Regions from separate parts of the Homo sapiens genome. Here region 2 is linked to region 1. A link is an interaction called in ENCODE POLR2A ChIA-PET data of the cell type or tissue named here. Cell type or tissue: A673. All regions are shown on one strand. Links, peaks and the distances in the headings refer to the core of each region. The heading gives the core; the rest is flanking DNA.

What was found. Peaks named below come from ENCODE experiments on the same cell type or tissue, not always from the same donor. Only the 100,000 strongest peaks of a DNase experiment are listed, where the experiment ranks them.
Region 2: POLR2A ChIA-PET joins it to region 1 with 9 read pairs; 3 of 35 experiments call an interaction of 5 or more read pairs at or near these places.

What each region holds. Positions count from the first base shown.
Region 1 is chr12:71,190,122-71,193,650 of GRCh38, reverse strand. No RefSeq gene overlaps it. Among named protein-coding and RNA genes, the nearest start is that of TSPAN8, 34 kb to the right of the region's middle. In A673, for the core only: no CTCF peak of the experiment used is centred there; DNase peaks (open chromatin) are centred at 1,460, 1,950 and 2,600; H3K27ac peaks cover 2,500 bases.
Region 2 is chr12:71,073,935-71,077,463 of GRCh38, reverse strand. No RefSeq gene overlaps it. Among named protein-coding and RNA genes, the nearest start is that of TSPAN8, 82 kb to the left of the region's middle. In A673, for the core only: no CTCF peak of the experiment used is centred there; a DNase peak (open chromatin) is centred at 1,633.

The DNA.
Region 1 (3,529 bases), core at 693-3,192:
TGTATGGATGAGCATCTGATTAGTCTATTAAAGCAGAGTGCATTTATATTATGGCTTAAATGTGTTATTTAATTATTCTTTGACTTTTGTCCATACATCTTTGTTTCTTGAAGAAAAAGAGTTTGTTGAATTGTAACCAGTTTGAAACATAGTGTAGTGAAGTCAATTATTAAAACGATGGCAGCAAGAGGTCAGGGAATGGGGTGCTTTATCCCTTCCATCTTGGGGAGTATGTACCTTGGCCAGATAATGTCATGATTAGTAACATCTGTAAGATTCATCACTATAGTTTATATACTAAAGCCAGGGGAGACAAATATTAATAGATACTTCTTGCCTCTGCCTTGACTGCTGTCCCAGAGTAACTGATTTATGCTAATGACAATCTAACTATTATGTTGATGGGTCATGCCAAAAAAGGAAAAAAAATGATCCGGGTAAAGTTCTTTTCCTTTCTTCTGCCCCCCTCCCCTCCCTCCCTCCCTCCCTCTCTTCCTTCCTTCCTTCCTTCCTTCCTTCCTTCCTTCCTTCCTTCCTTCCTTCCTTCCTTCCCTCCTTTGTAATTAGTAGCTTATTTGTTCTTCCTATAAAAAGTATACTGATGTTGTTTATCCACTATTCTACTCACCTGGGGGAAACAACAATTAGTTATGGAGACAGGTAGCTAAGCAGAGTTTTGCAAATATGGTTAATCAAGTTTAGAGTGGAAACAGAACAAGATAGAATACTCAGTAGTATCAATGTGAGGGGAGAGAACTGCATTGCAGCTGTTCTCACTAAGCTCATTGAAGAAATTTTAAATGAAACAAACTGTTTGCTTTGATGAAACAGTAACACATGATGTAGCATGAAATGGAAGAAGAGTGCAAGTCTCTGAAAGTCACGAAAGTGATGAGATTTTTAAATTTGTGTGTTTCCCTTGGGTGTAACGGTCTCATATTTGTGATGTTTTGCATAATTACAAATGTGGAACTGTTTTGTATTTTAAAGTCTGCTGTGGGTTTAGCTGGCATCTGTGTGCAAATTTGTTCTTATTTACTTTCTAACAAAATAAACTTAGACAACTTCTAGAATCTTCCTTGTATAAAGAAAAAAGTCTGTAAAGTAGGCAGAACTCTCTGAAGATGGTGCATATAGCATGCACACATATACTCTATTTTTGATTTCCTTAATACATCTGGGTTCTTTAAAAGGAAAATTTGACTTTATATGATTTTTAAAAGAAATGACCAACAATGAATAGGTGGAGAACAGAGGATTTTTAGGGCACTGAAACTATATGATATTATAATGGTGAATACATGTGAGTATATATTTGTCCAAATTCATAGAATGTACAATACCAAGAGTGAACCCTAATGTAGACTATTGTCTTTGGGTGGCAATGGTGTATCAGTGTAGGTTCATCAATTGTAACAAACATACCACTTCTGTCGGGGAGGTTATGCATGTATGGGGGAAGGGAGTATATGGGAAATCAGTACTTCTCAATTTTACTGTGAACTTAAAATTGCTCTAAAAAAAAAACCAAGATATTTAAAGAAACAGAAATAAATTATCATTTGCTGACTCTGGAGGATATGGTTTATTATTAAAATGCCCCGGTGTTATGCCAATCCTTCTGTTTGCTACAGCTGAAATAAACAAAGGTCCTTTCAGTGGCCAAAAAATAAGATGCAAGGAAAGTAAAGTCATGATTAAACAGTTCAGGTGGTGGAAATTTCTCAGGAAACTTGGAGGAATGCCGACAGGCAGTTTTCACACTGATTCTACTTTAAAAACATCTCAAGGTTAGGATAATTTGATCAGGCGAATTTTCCATACAACATATTGCTTCCTGGTTCATCGTGAGAAGAGACTGTCCTTTGAATATTGCAAGGCAAGGGGAACTCATGATTAGCATGACTGCTTTAGCAGGAAATAAATGAAGTCGTTCAGGGAAATGCCTTTGTCTTTTAAAAGGACCAGGCACATCTGTTTGCAGCATCCAGATGGGATTGTTAAACCTTGAGTTGTACAACACAAGCCCTATGAAGGAATAATTGTTGCATGATCTTATATTTATGTGCAATGAACATCCTTGGACTGTTCCTGTATCATAAAAAATAATTAGCTGTGCTTAAAAAACTCTCAATTGCTACATTTAAACCACATGGGGATTAGAATGCATTTTTTGTGTGTTCTTGTATAATCTTATAAATATAGGATTTCCCAAACATATATTACTATAATGCAATTATATATACAATAATATCATGCATATGTATCGTATGTATTATATATCTCCCATATTCCTAAATGGATGCTGTCAAAAAGATGCTTTTTAAAATTAATAAAAACATTTACATATCTCCATCACCATTGGGTCATATACTGAAAAGCAACTGAGAGGGAGAATACATCCATACATACTGTTATTCCCAGCTGCAGAGCTTACAGCTCTGTTAAAAAGATGATTCTATGGTTGCATTTGTTTCGCTCACTCTCAGGCCTGGCAGTGTCAAGCCATTCAAAGAAGGGCATGTCCCTTAGCCCCTCTGAATCTCAATCTCCTTTTCCGTAAAACGGGGATAATAATGTATAACTCATGATGGTGTTGTCAGATATGATAAGATAATATATAAATAGTTCCTGGCATGTGAACTCACACCACACTTGTATTCAAACCCTAAAGTATTCAGGAAGGATGTCAACAATAAAAGTATAAAGTATAGACCAAGAAAGACCTGTGACGAGACCAGGAAGGAAGAGAAGTAGGGGATTCAAAAGCAAGTGAGTTATGATTTGCTTCCTGTTACTACACCCTCATTTGGCAGAATATCCCTTTCAGTAATTTCTCATGAAAGGCTGCAAAGACAGTGTATGTGTGTAAATATTTTGACTCCTTGTATGTCTATCATTGTCATGTGTGGTCTATATCACCATGTACAATCTATCATCACACTTAATTGTAGTGTGGTTGTATATTGAATTCTGAGTGGGAGGGCACTTTCCTATAGAATTTTGAATGTCATTGTTACAGTGTTGTTAAGAAATTCAGGTCAGCAAGATGGCAAAATAGGAGGTTCCCAGCTCATGTTCTTCCACCCAGTTACCTGGAAGCCATTCATGGACAAATATGCCATTGTGAGAACTTTGAGATTCAGGTGTGAGGTTGCAAAACCCAAGTTAAGCCCAAGACCAAGGAGAGCCACTTTGAGAAGGCAGACCTGGACCACAGTGGCAGACTTCATGAACATAGTCCTGGCTACAGACCAAAAGTGACACCAACTTATTATGGACTAGCTCCAGCTGCATATGGCCATGGTACTAAATCCAGCCCCATTTACCAAGGAACCTGGGAGGAGCCACATCCATCTGTACTGGGAACCAGCTTTTTGTTTCATTTATCTTTTGTATCTTTTTTGTTTCAATTTCATTTAGTTATACTCTGATCTTGGTTATTTCCTTTCTTCTGCTGGGTTTGGATTTGTTTCGTTCTTGTTTTCTAGTTCCTTGAGGTGTGACATTAGATTGTCCATTTGTGCTC
Region 2 (3,529 bases), core at 541-3,040, 120 kb after region 1:
CAGAAACCTGCTTCCTAGCGATGTCTCTCTTTAATGCCATGTCACTGGTATTTTTTTCTAGAAATTTATTTTTTAATGTTGTATGTCTTTGGCCTTTTTCCATTTTACATGTGTTAATTTTTTATTCTCTTTCATATTGTTTTTCTATCAATTTCTTGGGCTTCTATTTCTCTATTGGTTCTTGCTCAACTCTTTATTGTTTTATACTTTTTTCAAAACTATGAGCTAATTTTAGAGGGTTTTAGTATTTTTTCTTGCATTTCTGTGTTTGGGATTCCTAGGGACAGATTGTTATATTAATTTTTGGGCTTGGGTGTTCTCAAATGATTTTTGTAGTATAAATTTCAAATTTTAACATTGTGTGTGTTTATGAATGCAGTCACAAAATCTCCAAGGAGATTTTGCCTCTCGGATCCCAAATGGAAACACCAAGTTCCCAATCTTATCTCTATATCAGAATAAGAATTGTGACTAGCCCATCGTTCTAACCTACCTTTCTACTGAGAATGCAATACATTGAAGATTATGGTTGATGTGGGAGTTTTAGTTCCAATCTCGCACTCAATAGGTCCATGGTCTCATCTTCTATCTTATGCCCCAAGTGTTTAAGACAAGTAACACTTTCAAAGCATTATTAGAATCAGCTCAAACACTTACCCTCTGGTTTTCTAAATAAAATTCAACACCCAAGGAGCCTCCATTATGTTATCATTCACAGGCTCTTATCTCTTGATCATTTTTGTAGATATTACCCAAAGTGCACTATATAGACATATATTTGATTTACCTCATTCTGATTTGTAATGTAAAAAATAACTTGTTTACATGTCCATGTCTTTCACTAATGAGATTTCCAGGTCCGTGGAGTCAGGGATTGTATATTATTTATCCTAGTATTTAAAACATCTAGTATAATATGTAACAAATTATCGTTCAGTAAAGTTAATAAATATTTTGGAATGCACGAATGAAAGATAGACACCAGGAAGACTATTCCACTAGGAAAAAAGAAAAATAAAACCCTCTGTTGTTATAGTGTATTGTGTCTTTCATTCCCTCTCTTTGCTCCCACACATCAAAGCATTATTCTTTGGGATGGCAGCACTTGTGTCTTTCTCACTTATAGTTTGTTTTCCCGATTTCGGTTGATCGTGTCATCCCAAACTCTGCCTCCTCCCTTTGCCCTCTCTCTGTGTCCCTTCACAAAAAAATAAAATTTAAAAATCCTGGAATACTAAACTATTTTCTCTTCTTTCTTTAAAGAATGTATAACATATATTTTGTAAAATGTAAAGTTATACAATTATCCTGGTATATAAAAATCCTATACAAATTATACATTCAAATGACAGTTAGAAACTATAATTTTAAAGTAAATTCTTTTGTGGATATTATATTCTTGCTGAATTGTATAAACAGAGTTTATTTGCTACCTCAATGAGCAATTATCTTTCAAGCATAGTCATTTCATGACTGTCTAGAATTATTTACAAAGCTAAGTTACAGGTCAAGTAAAACTTTCCCCAGATTGCTCTATCACGGTTCATTTATTACCATTGTTTGGGAACTTGACTCTTTGAAAGGGGATAAAAGACTCAGGAAATAAGAATAATTTTATTTATTCCCTTAGCAATCTTATCAATAGGTAGTGTCACATAAAAAAGAAGACTAATATTTTAAACAATTGAAACATTATGCCATGACTCGCACAGGAAATCCAGGACTGTGAGGATTATTTTAGGCATAAGCACGAAATCAGAAATAGCTTTCTTCTCTGTGTTCTACCTTCTCTTTCAAGACTCTTTTCCTAATGCCCTCCTTTCCATTGTTTCTCTCCTCTTTCTTCCTACCCTGTAGCCACAGGATTGGAGCCTATATATAGTGTTTCAGTCCTATGTGTATTTTTTGCTTTCAATTGACTGCTATTCTTTATCTTTTAAGGTGTTAGAAAATAAAACTGAGAGCCCTACACAAAGGAATGAATACTTGATCAGTTGAGATTCAAATAAACGAACGTCTAGTATTTCTGGCACCATGCTAGGGCAAAGGGAAGTATCTGGGGGCAGGAGGATTTTCCCACATCGCTTAAATCTCACGTTGGGTTCCTAACTACTTATTCAGAAGTTAAATTGCAAGTTGATGATTAATAAACATAATAAATAAATATAAGTACTCACTGGTCTGCCAGGTATAATTAGTCTGTATGAACATCTTGCTTATCTTTTTAAATTATAATTAGGATAAATTAGAATCAAGATAGGCTGGAGTCTTGCTTTTTATGATCACAACAAGAAGTGTTTTTATTATTCATTTATTTTAAAATAAAGTTTAAAGTACTTTAAAGGATAAAATGGAGAAAATATTGAACTGAATTTTCAAAGATGGAAAGATGATGGTATTGTGATAGCATTTAATGAACATATAATCTGAACAAAATTCAACAAAAAGAAAAAGATGTTAAACTATGAGAACATAGCAGGCACACAACATGCTAGTTGATATTGATGTGAACAAAATCAGTTACTCCAGATTTAGTAGAGCAGAAGTAGGCAAACTACAGCCTGGGGGTCAAATCCTGCCTGCTGCCACCTCATTTTGATATGGCCTGTGAACTAAAAATGGTTCTTATATTTTAAATGGCTGGTAAAAGAACAAAGCATAACAATATTTTGTGACATAAAATTTCATGAAATTCAAATTTCAGTATTCATAAACAAAGTTTTATTGGACCACAACCACACAAATCTGTTTATGAATTGTGTATTGCTGTTTTTATGCTACAATGGCAGATTTGAATAGCTGCAACAGAGACCATTTGGCCTACAAAGACTGAAATAATTACTCCTTGAATTTTTACTGAAAAAGTTTGCCAACTCCTGTTGTAGGGCATGAATTGAAAAAAATAAAATGGCGCATGAGCTACCACATTTGCAACAGTCTTTCTAAAGCAAAACAAACTCTCCAATCCAGAGAAAAAGTGTGTATGTAATTGTTCAGTACATTTTAATGTCTCAAACTAATCCTAGATTAATATTTTATGCCTTTTTTCATAGAATTTTTAAAACATAGAATTTGCAGTAATATCTTTTCCCTTCATTTCTGATTTATATAGAAAACTTCTGGTCATTTTACTGAAAAGTAATTTTATTTTATTGAGTTTTGTTTGGCATCTAAGTGACAGAATAGGACTATATAGATGAATTAAAAAAAAAATTCCTCTGCCCTTGAGGAGCAGGGGGTCAAGTGTGGAAAGCAGGCATATGAACAATTGTTACAATTTAATAGTATAACTGCTCTAATATAGATCCAAATTTTATGCAGTATAGACTTTCCTTTTTCCAATCCATCTTTCACTTGGCTTTAAGAATTATCTAACTAAAAAATAAAAAACAAACAAACAAAAAGAATTATCTAACTAATGATGCAAATATAACCATATTAGTCCCTAGCTTTAAATCCTTCAACTGCTGCCCTCCTAATTTCAGGATAATCACCAAACTCTTAAGCACGACATTCCTGGTCTTTCATC